Linked DNA regions of Homo sapiens: region 2 is linked to region 1. A link is an interaction called in ENCODE POLR2A ChIA-PET data of the cell type or tissue named here. Cell type or tissue: A673. All regions are shown on one strand.

Region 1 (8,000 bases):
TTTTGAAGGTTACAGATCATGATGGTAGGGCAGCTTGGATAAAAGCACAAAAGTTAAGAACACCAAGCCCATGGATTTCTAGACTACATCCTTGGCCTTTATCACCTTCAAAATCAGTAAGTATTGCTGCTTACGCAAAGAATGAAAAGAATGTACGGCAAATCAAAATCCATTCTTACAAAAAACATTAGAAGGCTTACCATGTACATTCGATATTTCTTCCTAAGTATTCATTATACAATTAAATACCAATTTCATATTGAAAGAAAACCTTTCGGCATGAAAATGAACGCAAAGGGAATAAAGTTATATTTTATACTGTAATCAGACTTTCATAGAAAAATAACAGCCACTTATTATATACCAAACAAGGTACTAAGTGTTTTATTCACATCGTCTCCTCAAACCCTCACAATAGCCTAGGAAGAAGGCATTAATAGCCTCATATAACACTTAAGGAAATAGATTCAGGGAGCATAAATAAACTATAAATGGTAGACCAGGACTTGATGCTGGGTGTTTTGAATCAAAAGTCTAAGTTCTCAACACGTAAGACAGTGTTATTTTATATAAATAAATTCAGAATAAACCAAGTGTCATCTCATTTTAAAAAGCACTTTTAACATCTATACCACTTCAATAAAGTTCCCCCAAAATTCCTTATCAGACCTTTGACAACTTAATGTCAAACTGGAAAAATACTGTTTTGTCAAGCACACTATCCTAAATGTAAGTTTCTTAAAATTCTACATCATCAACAATGTCTTAGCAAGAGAGAAAAAAGGCAAGCTGATAAACATGATCAATTTGAGATCTAAATGATCGTGCAGATTAGAGTAAGGTTCAACTACAGTAAGTCCTCACTTAATGTCATCTATAGGTTCTTGGAAACTGCGACTTTAGGTGCAACAACCTCATACACAACCAATTTTCTCATAGGCTAATTGATATAAACAAGATTTAAGTTCTTGTAACATATTTCTTGTCATAAAATATCACAAAACTTCTAAAGACCAACGTACTTCTAATATTAAACATTGAAATACATATGAGCTATACATCATTTAAGAAAGATTCATAAAATAAGTAAATCACGATTTACCTGCTTATTCCAGTTCCGAGTCACAAGTGGTGGGAGCCTATCCCAGCAGCTCAGGGCGCCATGTAGAAATCTACTGTGGCCAGGATGCCAGCCCATCGCTGGGTGTGTGTGTGGTGTGCACGCATGCACACGCACACACACACACTCACTCAGACTGGAACCACTCAGACACACCAATGAATTGAACATGCACAGATCTTGGATGTGGGAGGAAAACAGAGTACCCAGAGAAAACTCATTCGGACATTCAGAGAAATGCAAATTCCACATAGACAGTGGTCCTGGCTGGGGATTGATTTTTTTTCTCATCAGTGTTATAATGAAACAACATTGAACAAAACGATGTTATCTGAGGACCTGATGGATAGTAAGGTGAAATATAATAGCAGTGAAGGGTGAACCTCCACTTGGTTACATAGCGAGCTGCAGATGATTAACAGGCATTGGTGGCAGTGTGTCTATGAGCCAGGTGGGGGGGGGGGTGTATCCAAACACACAACTGATTTTAGCATATATATATATATATATATATATATATATATAAAATAACAGTATGTAGACCAAGGGAGGGGCTGGTCTTGTTCTTCTCCATGCTACTTAGACCAAAGACAGTGATATGACTGGAAACTGTCACATGAACCATTGTGCCAAGTAGAGATGTTTAGCCTATAAAAGAATAAAGGAGCATTGGAAGCGGGAGAGGTGACAGAGGTGGACATATGCCCTCAGGCATTTATCTATGGTGAAACCCTATTAATTTCTGTGAAGGATTTTTATTTCAATTTCACATGTTAGATTAATTGAGCCTAGAACCTATGCAAGTTGTTTTTAGTTTTCTATTAATTTATTTATATCTGGGAAAACTCTAGCAGGGAGCAAGCAAAAGAGGGCATGAAGATATTATACTGCCGCTGAGCACCATTTACACTCCCTGCGTTACTGGAAGAGGAGGCTAAAGAGGGACTTTATAGCTTTCTTAAAACATCAGAGGAGCTTTTGTGAGACAGAACCGCAAATGCTCTAGGGTAGGGTCCCAAGATGTAGAACTAGGTTCAAAGGGAAAGAACTTTAGACAACTCAGAATAAAGAAGAAATTTCAAACTGAATGGTACAAACAGAATTGCCTGCCTCAGGATGTCATAGACTCGTTGGGGCTCAGAAAACAATGCCCCAAAATGAAAGCCTCAAAAACAGCTTCAGAAGCAAAAGTTTTTCTTTGACCTCTTCCCACCCTCCTGTCTCTCTATCCCATTCTCCACGGAGGCTGGCCATAGAAACTAGAATCCCTCTTCCCCAAGGCAGGTCATAGAAGCCAGAACTCCTTTTGTCCCAAAGCCACTCATAAACTTAAAGATATTACTCTAACTTTCTCTCTGTCCTATCTGTGTACAAACTGGCCATAAAGAAATGATCTCACTTACCTTGTTTGACTATAGGTCAGAAGACCTCCATTCCAGAGAGGGTCCTGATCCATACCCACAAGGAAGAAATACATGAACAGAGAGGCCAAGAAGAATCTAGACAGATGGGCCTTGCTGGGTTTCCCCACTCAATCTATCAGCATTAGATCATATCATTTTTGTCCAGTCATATTTCTGCGTGGCTGTCTATACTTTGTTGAATCTAAGCAGAAAAATGGACAATTTCCCCTGTGTCTTTGGGTCTTCATTCTGAAGGCTCCCGTATATACAAGTTAAATAAATTTGTATGCCATTTATCCCACTCATCAATTTGCCTCATGTCAGTGATTTTGAGGTAACCTCCAGGGGGCCACGGGTTTGGCCTCCATAGACTCAAAGTTCAAATCAGGATAGAAAAACATTTGGCAGTTACAAGGAAAGGGCTGGAACTCAAGTAAGATGAGTCCATAGGACAAAATGAGCTACAAAGTCTCCCCTCTCCCATTTTGAGATTATTTTAGACTAAAGCTCCCAAATATCTTTCTCTATCTCCCTCAGGAATGTCCAACCTCATTTTCAAATACTTGTTTGAAAGAGTCACCCTCAAAATTCTTCCAGCATCTTAAATCCATTCATTTAAAGACAAGAATACATCATCTGTCCAATTTCCTGTTTCTATTCTGAAACTACATTATTCTAGTCATCCAAGCAGGAAAGCAGTCATTATGGGCCCCTCTCTCCCCTCCTAAATCAGTTGCTAAATCATGTGGATTCTGCTTTAACACAATGTCTCTCATACCCAGCCCCTCCTTTCTAGTTCATTCTTACTATCTTAGTCAAAGCTTTCACTATTTGTCACTTAGGCCACTTGTTAATGAGTTGTTAACTCCTTACACCCAGATATGATCCAAAAGTTACATTGAACTCTTCCATTTTCTTTCTCACTACAATTATAGGTGCAACATCCTCTATTTCTGCCAAGCTGTTTTATTTTAAAGGTTTGGATTTTCTCTCTCTCTATCTTAGGTAATATTAACCCCTTACCTGGGGTGTCCCATCTCATTTTCACCTTTATGGTCAAAGCTCATTTCAAATACTACCTTGTTACTCTAAGACATCTTTACAAGAGTGATTACTCTAATTTATAATACTTTATACCACTTTGTTTTAATATTTTCTTCGGGCCACAGTGTAATTCATTTTGTATTATAAGTATAGTAGTCCCCCTTACGTGCAGTTTTGCTTTCTGTGGTTTTAGTTGCCCACAGTCAACAGAGGTCCAACAATATTAAATGGGAAATTCAAGAAATAAGCAATTCTTAAGTTTTCAATTGCACACTGCTCTGAGTATTGTGATGAAATCTCATGCTGTCCAGCTCTGGTCTGCCCAAAACATGAACCATGCCTTTGTCCAGTGTGTCCTCACTGTACATGCTACCTGCCCATTAGCCACTTAGTAGCCCTCATGGTGATCAGATTAACTGTCTTGGTATTACAGTGCTAGTGCTCAAGTAACCTCTATTTTACTTAATCAGGGTCCCAAAATGCAAGAATAGTTATGCTGGCAATTTGGATATGCCAAAGAGAAGCCATAAAGTGCTTCCTTTAAGTGAAAAAGTAAAAATTCTCAACTTAATAAGTAAACGGCTGGACATGGTAGCTCACATCTGTAATCCCAACACTTTGGGAAGCTAAGGTGGGAGGACTGGTTGAGCCCAGGAGTTTGAGACCAGCCAGGACAACACAGGGAAACCCCGTAACTACAAAAAAATTTTAAAAATAGCTGGGTGTGGTGACATGTGCCTGTGGTCCCAGCTACTTGGGAGGCTGATGTGGGAGGATTGCTTGAGCTGGGGAGGTTGAGGCTGTAGTGAGCCATCATCATGCTACTGCACTCCAGCCTGGGTGATAGAGAGAGACCCTCTCTCTCCAAAAAAAAAAAAAGAAAAGAAAAGAAAGAAAAAAAATCACCATATACTGTTTGCTAAGATCTACAGTAAGAAGAAATTTTCTATCTGAGAAATTGTGAAGAAAGAAAAAGAAATGCATGCTAGTTTTGCAGTTGCACCTCTAACTGCAAAAGTTACAGCCACAGTATATAAGTTCTTAGTTAAGATGGAAAAGGCATTAAATTTGTGGGTGGAAGACATGATAAAAAACATGTTCCATTTGACAAAATCAGGTTCAGTACTATCCATGGTTTCAGGCATCCACAGGGTCGGGTAAGGTAGGTCTTAGAACCTATCTCCTACAAATAAGGGGTGGGGGAGACTGTATTTGCAAACCCAAAAGAATTCACCCTATTATACTTCAAAAGGCTTGAGCACAAGGACTGTTATTTATCACTGATGCTCTGTAAAATCTGGTACAGTGTAGTTGTTCAATAAATATGGAATGAGCTAATTAATACTGCCATTTTTCAGCGTATATGTTTCACTCTTGATTTTAAGCTGTTATTCTCATTAAAAATGTGACAATTAAGTGTATAATCCATACACAATCTTCACCACCACTGGAGAAACCTGTCAAGGTGTATTTCCTCTTGATAGCCAACAGTGAGGATTTAGTGTACCCTGAGAAATGTAATTCACAAAATCAATTAGCTCCCTGGATCAAGAGGATATATCACATTCGCAAATTAATTATCTGCTTGAAACTCCTTTCCTCGTGGAAATTATTTTTGGGTTTTATTTAACAAGCACAAATACGTATATGATGCCTACTCTGCTCAGGCATTGTTCTACCTGCTTTACAAAATGTAACTCATTTAATTTTATCATGCAGTCTTATATGTAAACTCTTTCAATTCAGGGATGCTACTAGAAGTACATTTTATGGTGCCTGCTTAGCCACATCCCCTTTTAAATGAAACTGCTCCACTAAGAGCACAGGTTCAAGCTCAGCTGAAGGCAATCAAGAATCCTCCCAACTCCTACCACTCTACCTGCCTCCACAGGCACTCCTACACTGATGACAAGTGAGTTGGACCAGAGGTTGACAATGTGGAGGGAAGAATAATGGCCTCCCAAAGATGTCCACATGCTAAACCCCAGTATTTGTGAGTGTTTTACCTTACATGGCAAATGGGAGATTGTTGATGTGATTACATTAGGGATCTTTAGATGAGAAGATTATCCAGGTTTAGCCAGATCAGCCCAATGTAATCATAATGGTCCTTATAAGGGAGACAGGCATTACTATATTCCTGACTGCATCTGAGTGAGGATATTAACAACAGCACCAAAGAGAGAAGAAATGAATCTTTTCCTCATTGGAGCCTTTTGGGCTTCAAATCGAAGAACTGACTGGCCTTAACAAACAAAAAGGAATATATTTTAGTGACAACTCAAAGCCAGAGAAAGTAACTTTCCTATTTTAGAGTAGATATTAAAAAGTATAGGGAAAGGAAATATAAAACTTTTGCTAATCACCCAGGTAGTTAAGCTAATAATATTCCATAGTTGTTTGATTTGTAAGGTGATTTAATAATTAAAAGAAAAACTGTCATATATTATTCATGTTTGTACAAACATATATATATATATCAATTTCTATCATAGACTATTCACAAAATAAATGCTAGATGGATTATAAATCAAGTTGCTTTTATTAAAAACCTATAAATGTACCAGAGTTTAGAGTCTGATACTGGCTTTCTTAAATAACACAGCAAGGGGAAAAAACATGAGACAAAGATTGATACATTTAACCTGTAAACATTTAAGAATTTTCAACAACCTAAGCAAAGTAAAAAGAAGATAAATAAGATACTATATCTGCAAGATATAAAATCCAACAAAATTAAAATGAACAATTTACAAAATATTATCTATAAATCAATGAAAAATAAAACAAACCAATACAAAAATGGAGAAATGTTATCAATGGGCATTTCAGAGAGAAGGAAGACAAAATAGACACTAAGAATATGAAAACCAGAGCTTGTGAGAAATCAGAGAAATGCATATTACAACAACATGTCAATAGCATTTTCTCTTCTCAGTGCTTCCAAAAGATAGAGGGGCTGTGAATTCTCATATCCTACTGGTGAGAAAATAAATCGATACTGACATTTGGAGGGCAATTTGGCAGTATCTATTAAAATTCATGATGCCTGTACCCTTTGACTCTCAGTTTCTCTTCTTAGTGCCTATCCCAGAGAAATACTTGCTTATGTGTACAATGAGGCATATTCATGGATTATAACTGAAGCATTATTTGTAATGGTGAAACATTTGGATAATTCTAAATATCTACCAATAAGGAAACGATTAAATGTAACTTTTGTGTAGTTTAAGCGTGAAATACTCTGTCAGTTAAAAAGATGATCTACGAAACAATCCATCAAGTTTCCATTAAAAATGTCTGATTGGTCGTGTCCTGGTCTTAAAACATGGTTGGCCAGGCGTGGTGGCTCACGCCTGTAATCCCAACACTTTGGGAGGCCAAGGCGGGCAGATCACGAGGTCAGGAGTTCGAGACCATCCTGGCCGATATGGTGAAACCCTGCCTCTATTAAAAATACAAAAATTAGCTGGGCGTGGTGGCATGTGCCTGTAGTCCCAGCTACTGGGGAGGCTGAGACAGGAGAATCGCTTGAACCAGGGAGGTGGAGGTTGCAGTGAGCCAAGATCGCACCATTGCACTTCAGCCTGGGTGACAGAGCGAGACTCTGTTTCAAAAAAACAAAAACAAAAACAAAAAAAACATGGTTACCTCTGGAGAAGTTGGAGAGTAGAGTGAGTAATGGCCAAGGGAGATTAAGATGTTCCCTGTGTGTGTTTTATTTTTTTACTTTTCTTAAATAATAGGAATGGATGTGTGTATCATTTGTCTAATTAAAAATGTATGAAATTTATAAATACTTTAAAAAAGGAAAGTGAATCAAGGCAAATAGCTATGTAAAATGAATAGCTAGATGAAAATTTCCCTTTTCTGTGAACATAAAACATAGTTCATGTTTATGATGTTAAAATATAATTCCATAGATGAAAATAGGAACTTAAGTATGGCCAAAAAGCCACTAAAATTAATAATTTATTTCTTTTTCAATTTCAAAGCAACATGGCTTTCTATTTCAATTTATTCTTACTCTTTTACATGGAATTACTGTTCTGGTTGAAAGGAAATGATCCACCCAACCATAAAAGACTAAGTGAAATCTCACATCGGTGAAATTTTCTGAGGAGATTTACAACTTGCATTTGGAAACAACAGAAAGTAATGCATGCTATTGAATAACGAAAACATAAGCATAAAAATGGAATATTTTCATATGTATGGCAAAGCTTTGAAAATATCTTCATACAGAGTGTGCTGATAAATGTCAATTTTCATACTGTACTTGGCATCTTGTTCATTTGCATTAATCTACTTTCGATATGTCCTAATGCGGAATTCCTCCCTTGCTCTCCTACCTACATTTGTGTGTGGTGTGTGTGTATGTGTGTGAGAAAGTGAGAGAGAGAAAGACTAATGTGGGCCAAGAAGTGAAAGCT
Region 2 (8,000 bases), 85 kb before region 1:
TATATTGGACTATCTTAGCTTTCCACTATTTGTATGTACCTCAGTCTCAGTAATAATTATTAACAGCTATGTATTGTAAACTTACCCAAATGATTGAATCTATAATAGAATTATAAAATTTAAAACACTCTGATTTGGAGGTGGAGAGGCATCTCAGCATTTATAAAAAGTCCCACAAATAAAATATTCTCTGTTTATGTAGGAAGTAATAAAAATTAAATAATTTTCTTATTTGATCTTACTTTAAAATTTTGCATTTGTAGAGACAAATTTTAATATATTTATACATGTATTAAAATGTCACTGTGAAATATTCTGCTTGTCGCTTGGAGGAATTTCTGCCCAAATTACATGGTACTAATTGCTGTCACGTAAGATATAAAGAATTGAGAGCAAAAATCTCCAAAAAATTGTAACACACACACATGTACTTTATAAAAATAGACAAACATGAAGGCAATTTTAAATAACACAGTATGATAAAGTAATATCTTTTCTAAAATCTCCTTTAGGACCTATTAGAGTACTCTGTATATTCTCCTTTGTGAACTCTTTATTTTTGACTTTGCCTTCAGTCACTTCATAAAATTTTTATTTCATTCTCAAATAGCTTAAGTCTTCATCACTCAGAACCCAGTAATTTTAGCTATTCCTAGATTGACTCTCTTTCTCAAGTGATTAAAGAAAAGGAAAGGTTTTTGCTCCTCTCCATCACCTCCTGGGTTATGTCTCCTACACAAGTGGGAACAAAAAAAAAGGGCGGGGGAGTATGGGAATTATTATAAGATGTTTATATTCTTTTGTATTTTTTTCTCAGAAGTCCTCAAAACTTTAGCAAATACAATTTAAGCCCTAACTTCTATCTAGGTACTTGAAAATGCAGGCAAAATCACGGTACTTAGTAAAATCAAAGCTGCATTTGCAGCTTTTGCAAAATGTCCCAGTAGCAGAATTCCTAAGAAAATGGTAGAAAGAGGCTCATTTTGTTACTAAAACTAAACAATTTTGAACAAGATTTTTGAAAAGTGATGAAAATTACTATAATATAATCCAAATCAAAGGAGTTATTTTTATTCATCAGTAAGAAAAATCTAAAACATACTATGACTGTGACTTTCCTTCTCCTTCTTCCCCATATCATTTTAATTAGTTTTATCTTTTTTGTTGCCTTGCTTCCAGGGAAGCAAAATGTTTCATGAAAATATATTTAACATAATAACTGCCAGTCCAATGGACTTAATGGAATTTTTAGATGTGTTTGGCTTACCCTGAAAGAATGGTTTATATATTGGTATTATGTAAATATATTTTTCAATCGGAAGTTATGTTTTTTCCCCTAATGGAAGCTCAGGTCAAGAAAATTTCTATAAAAGCATGATCTTTTCCCCATTTCAGAGTACTTTAGATACTAGACTTGAAAAGAAAAAGTGACCATTCCATTAACATAGAAATGTATTAGTACAATTTTTAAAAAACTATTTTTGCAAATTTAGTGAGGCTGGGTCTTCAGAGGTTGAAATACTCTGCTGTCAATAGTGACTTAGGTTAAAGTTTAATACATACAGTCAGAGCCTCAACTTCATCAGCAGGTTTTTTCTTTCGTAAATGTAATAGAGAACCATTGCCAACTTTTTGTAGTATGTCACAAGACACATACCATGTTTGAAAATGGTTTAAATAATTTTGACCTTAGCAATTCTATTAATAAAACCACAAATGCATTCATAAATCAAGCAGTTTAAAAACAACGGCACAAAACCACAATGAGGTACCACTTCGCATTCACTAGGATGGCTACAACAATAATAAAACAAACAAAAAACCCAGAAAACAGGAAGTGCTGATAAGAATGTGGAGAAATTGGAAACTTCAAACACTACAAACATACGGATTGTAGTATTTGAATATAAAATGTCCAACTGTTGGGGGAAACAATTTGGCAGTTCCTCAGGAAGTTAAACAGTTACCTTATGATTTAGCAATTTCACACCTATGTATATACCCAAGTAAATTTAAAACATGTTCACATTATCAACTTGTACACAAATGTTCATGGGAGCATTATTCATAATAGCCAAAAAGTGGAAATAACAGAAATGTTCATCAATGTGATGAATGTCTAAACAAAATGTGGTACATCCTTACAATGGAATATTATTTAACCATGAAAAGGAATAGAGCGCTGATAAATGCTACAGTACGTATGAACCTTAAAAATACGCTATTGCATAAGCTAGTAACAAAAGATCACCTATTGTATAATTCTGTTTACATGAAATATTCAGAATAGGCAAATCCACAGACAGAAATTGCCAGGAAATAGGGCAGGAGGTAGAAGAGGCAGAATTCAAAGGTGTGGGGTTTATTTTTGGAGTAATGGAAATGTTCTAGAATTAGACAGTGGTAATGGTTGCACAACACTGTGAATATACTAAAATCCACTGAATTGTACACTTTAAAATGGCTAAAATAGTGTATTTTATATTATGTGAAATCTATTTGGATTAAATAATGCTTTTGTGAACCTAAACTATAAATTAAAACAATAATTGATGAGTATTTTTAAGTATACTCTGTAAGGTATAATGAAATACTATCAAACTATATCGATGATTCTCAACAAAAAGTCCCCAAATCTAAAGCATAATTATTGGCCTTCATTTGTTTTACAAATATATATTATTCCACTCAAAATATTAGGAAAATGTTGGCATTTGCAAAGTATTAAGATGTATCAATAACAAATCTCATAAATAACTTTGGAGAAGTGGACAGCAGATTAGATGGCAAAAAACAGTGTGACAACTATGAAAAGAAGTATTACTTCACATGACCAGCACGTTAAAATATTTGGAATGAGCCTAACTGGAACGAGAGCAATGATCATATTAATCTGATGTGTTCACACTCTCCTGAGTTTTCTCCTTGATTTTTACCTTTCCATAAAATCTGTTTTTTTAAAAAATATCTCTTCATGGACTCATTATATTTTTCTCAGCCTAATGACATTTTACAAAAGAGATAAAGATGAAAGAAATCAAATAAATATGTCAGTTCAAAGTCTATAGAGCAGAAGTGATTGAGAAGGGAACTGAGAAGGTTTATAAATTTCAGTATGAAAAGAATACATTAGAATGTTAGAGCTCTTTTTAAATAAAAGAGAATTATTTATGATAAATAAAAACTGGAAATTATTTAATTTTTTAAAAAAATACCTACACATAAAATTAATATAAAATATCTATTTTATATACAAATATTTTCTATAAAGCTTACATGCATTAATGTATCCATAGTTATCATCATCTTTATTTTTATATGAAGTCAGTTCAGAAGAAAGCAAAAATAATTTGTGAAATGAATAGGCACAGAGCCCTATACAGTTCCCAAAGGCACAACTGTAAAATGCATTCATTACTGTACATGATTATTATCTTTTAGGCAATGTAATTAATAAGGACTACAAAGAAAAAAAGTAAAAAAAAATGACAAAAAGTTACAAGATGAGGGAAATCTTTAAATATGCAAATAGCCAATATGCTTACTTAAAAACTCAATGAATTAGTTATCAAATTAAGGATAAAAGAATAAAGAATTAAAACAATAGTGAAGACTTACTTTGTGTCTATAAGTTTGGCAAAGATTAAACAAATTGATAATACCCTATGTTGTAAACAGGCATTCTCATGCAGTATATGAAAGAATGTATATTGGTAAAATCTTTTGGGAAGATAGTTTGGAAATTTTTATAAAAACAAATTAAATGTATGTGCCTCTCTATCCAGAAATTGCATTTTGAAAAATTATTTCTAAAGACAGCACATCAAATGCACAAATGTGATACGACATGATATTCATCAAAGTATTACTTAAAATATAAAAATCGAAGGAAGAATGTATGTCACAGGAAATTGGTTAAATAAATTATATATACTTGAAAGGGATGATGTCTATATTAATATGGAAACATTTCCATATTGTTATTAAAGCACAAAAACAAATTTTAAAAGCACATAAAATATGGTTAGAAAGATCTCTGGAAGGATGTTTGTCTAAAGGCAAACAGTGGTCACCTCTGTGGTACGGGATTTTAAGTGATTTTTACTTTGTGCTTTAAACCATGCATTTTCAAAGAGGCAATATTATCCTAATGGTGCAAAAACTGGTTCTTGGGTGGGAGCAAACAAATCTTAGATACTGTAAGGGTTTATGGCACCCCAAAAGGCAGCAGTACATAAACAGACATACCATGTATTCATGGTATTAAAATCTCATGGGGAGATGAGGCAGGAAAAAATAACTAAAAAAGCTCCTTAGCGGGGCAGTAATGATTTTTAAAAGGTTGAGAAACACTGCTTTAATCTGTGATTTGCAGTGTCTTATTTTCCACATGTACATTTTTGTTTAAACACACACAAAAAACTACTTTCAATTTGAGAAACAAATCTTCATTTTGAGAAAGAAACAGAAGGCTTGCTACTACATTTTAGGAATATTTCCATCATGAATGATAAAAGTAGAAGGAGAAGTATTATGGTTTAAAAGGGTAAGGCAAGTGATGGCAGGTAAATGAGTCATTGCTATATCTTAGAACATTCATTTAAACCCTTTTAAAAAATCTCTCCACTTATCTATTCCTTTACTCTGCACAGTAAACTTGGAGTCTAAATAATGTCATAGAAAAATTGCACAAGGCAGAGTTAAACAGGCAAGAAAGATTTTATTAAAGACTTGCAATAGGTGACACAGACAGAACTCAATTCCACTAGTACAAAAGGTGGGATAATTTTTAAGTATTGGGGTGAGCTAGTGGAAAAGTACTAGAGGACTTTGTGTAGGGAGAGTTGCTCAAAGAGATGAGGCCATATGTGCAGATTGTCACTTATCTATCAAAGTTAGGCTCCTACTGTCCCAAAGAGCCTGAGAGGTAGGGGTACTATCTTGCTTGATGATTACATTTCAAAGGGCTAGCTCCCAGATCTTTGGGAAAGACATTTCTGGGGTGTAAAACTGGCAAGAGACTGAAAGAAGATTTACACCTTAAAGGGGCAGAGAAAGAATTGACCATTCCATATTTTCTAAAGTGAATGCTCTAAGCAAAGGGAGGTCGGAGGCCAATAATCATGAAAGGATCTATCTAAAGTTAGTCAAGCTGAGGGGAACATTAAGGCTTTCTGGTCAATAAGCACATCTGTAAACCGCTTTCATTCATGAGTCACCTAAGTTATGTGGTTTACTAAAATTATTTTTTTATTGTTGTCCTATGGCTAACAATTAATGCAATGTTCCACAGTGAGTCCAAAAGAGATCAGCTAAGTTCTTATTTAATATGAAACAAACTGAGTTGTAAAAGTTTCTAAAATGTTTAAAGAGTAACATAGGATACTGTTAAAACTTGAAATAAAATATTTTAAGCCTTTAAAAATAGCATTATATACACATTTAAGGGGGCTCCTTCTAATTCCCACTAATGATAATTTGCTGTGGTAGTACTTAACATAATATTTCTTATTAGGAAGACTTCACTTTTCCTTTTCTTTTTTCTTCTTTCAAACCCTCTGCTACTTTTTCTAATTAGGATAAATGTAGTAGCAAAAAGGGAATGATGTTGGTAATGGGAAAAAAAATTACAGAGGTTTTGAGAATCTTTAAAATATTTTCTCCTATTTAAGCATTACATTTGTGAATTATAATATTATTAACGCTTTAGACATATACTTAGATAATATGAACCAAAATATCAAGAGAAAAGGAATAATATATTTTCTTGATTACAAGCGGATAATCGAATAAATGTATGCTGATAATTCTGGGCTAGTGTGTTCATCACCAAGCACCTTGTGTGAGGATGAAATACTTATTAACATGCGTACTGCAGCACAAGAAATCTACTAAACAAAAAGTCATTAGCATACCTTGAAGAATCTCAGTGTTCCATGTAGTTCTTAGCTCACTATGACTATTTATTTGCAATATTCTATGTGCTTTTTTATTAGCATGGTCTTCAATCAAAAAAGGAAGATGTGAATGTTTTTAATGTGAATATTTTGAAATGAGAATTACTGAGGTAGAGCACATTCAAGTCAGACTTCATACACTGTAAAATCTGAATACTCACATGCAAAATTGCTGCAAACAGCACTTTGAGTTTTCGGGACAGTTCATTATGGTAGGCTCTGCTGCCTATGTAATCTTGAAGGCAGCAGAAAAACTGCATTGTGTTATATTGTAGACCGCATCATAATTGAGTGCTACTGCTGTGTTTGTGGCTTCCAGAAAAGTTATTAACAGCAAACAGTCTGTCAGATAGTTACAAACATGGATCACGCAGATATTTATTTTAATTTGCTAGAATTCGCACCCTAGTATAATCATTCTATTCTCCTTGGTATTTGGGGGATGTTATCTTTACTATGACATCTATAGCACATCTAACATCTTATTAATAGACAAACCTATACATTTACCAAGAGTTTCTCTTCTGATCTCTTTTTCATGTTAATTATTTTAATTATTTTATTACAAGAAATGAAAATATAGGTTTATATATACATATACACACACGAAATACAAATATATAGATTATAAGTATACATTAGACTTATTTACATATATACACACACACATTTATATATCTATCATGTAATTTATGTAGATACAGACCAAATCAACCTTATATACATAACATACACATACACACACACACACACACACACATATATATATATACACATATATAAAGTGTCATATATTTTACACTGAAATACAGACTAGCCCTATTCCTTATATTGTGCCTTTGAACAATAAAGAAACAGAAAGCCTAACAAAGATTTGTATGTACTAATAGTAGAACCACCCTGTGGTGGAAATCTGAGGACCCATTTTCTCCTATACACAGTCAGAAACACAGTTAAACCTAATGGAGAAGAGGCCTGTCCATTTCATAGAAAAATTATTTTTCGATGAAACATTTTTACCACTCTCTACCTTGGATGCAGTGACTACTCCACAGCACTTGCTCTCCAAGATTCTGTTTACCTGTCGTAGGTGAGACAAGGTATGGGGATATGGGTAGTAAGGGGACCCCAGGAAGTTTGTGTTATTTTTATTTTTCCATTTTTATAGTCCATGCAACTACAAACCTTTGGAATAAAATGACTACACGTTGGGGGAGAGAGAGAGAGACAGACAGAGAGAGACATAAAACAAGATTAAGTCTCTACTTAGATGTTAAAAGACAATTCTTGACTGTATGCAGTGGCTCATGTCTATAATCCCAGCACTTTGGGAGGCTGAGGAGGGAGGACTGCTTGAGGCCAGAAGTCCAAGAGCAGAGCAGCCTGGGCAACAGAGCAAGACCACATCACTATTTAAAAAAAAAAATACACACACACACACACACACACACACACACACCACACACACACACATATATATACACTATAATTATATATATGACAAGTCTTTATGTAAATGAATGACTGATATGAGGTTCATTTCTATTTCTGAGCACCACCTACACAACGAATTTCTGAGCAATGCAACACTGAAGAGGAGTCTAGAGATGTACTTGTGATTCTTTAATAAATAGTCTGATGGGGCCAGAGAGGTGAGATCTGGAGAAAGAAAAAGTAACTCACTGATTACTGAGGAAGAGAATAGGAGTTTATTTTTCTTCATGTCTCTATCCTGGCTCCCTTTGCTTTTCATTTTCTGAAGTGCTACCACTGAAAATATCTCAAGGGTTGACTACTGGGCATGAAAAGAATCCGTGATTAAGGAGGGAACTGAGAGACCACTTCCATTTAGGAGTGAAGACTGAGGCAAAGAGAAGGAAAGAAAAGGTGGAAATACCAAGCTACAGAAGGAGGGAAGGAAGTTAACAAGGTTTTTCTCAAATGGCTATTTGTAAGTACCACTTGTATTCCAAAACTAAATTGTGTTGCCAATTGTGTATTGTTTTCTTAAATTCCTCCAGTAGCTGTTAATTCGGGGCCTAA

The links. Peaks named below come from ENCODE experiments on the same cell type or tissue, not always from the same donor. Only the 100,000 strongest peaks of a DNase experiment are listed, where the experiment ranks them.
Region 2: POLR2A ChIA-PET joins it to region 1 with 6 read pairs; 2 of 35 experiments call an interaction of 5 or more read pairs at or near these places.

Annotation. Positions count from the first base shown.
Region 1 is chrX:29,343,837-29,351,836 of GRCh38, reverse strand. The region is part of intron 3 of IL1RAPL1 (interleukin 1 receptor accessory protein like 1); the gene reads right to left. Among named protein-coding and RNA genes, the nearest start is that of MIR4666B, 230 kb to the left of the region's middle. In A673, no CTCF peak of the experiment used is centred here; a DNase peak (open chromatin) is centred at 3,246; H3K27ac peaks cover 746 bases.
Region 2 is chrX:29,429,311-29,437,310 of GRCh38, reverse strand. All of the region lies in intron 5 of IL1RAPL1 (interleukin 1 receptor accessory protein like 1), which reads right to left. Among named protein-coding and RNA genes, the nearest start is that of MIR4666B, 140 kb to the left of the region's middle. In A673, no CTCF peak of the experiment used is centred here; no DNase peak of the experiment used is centred here.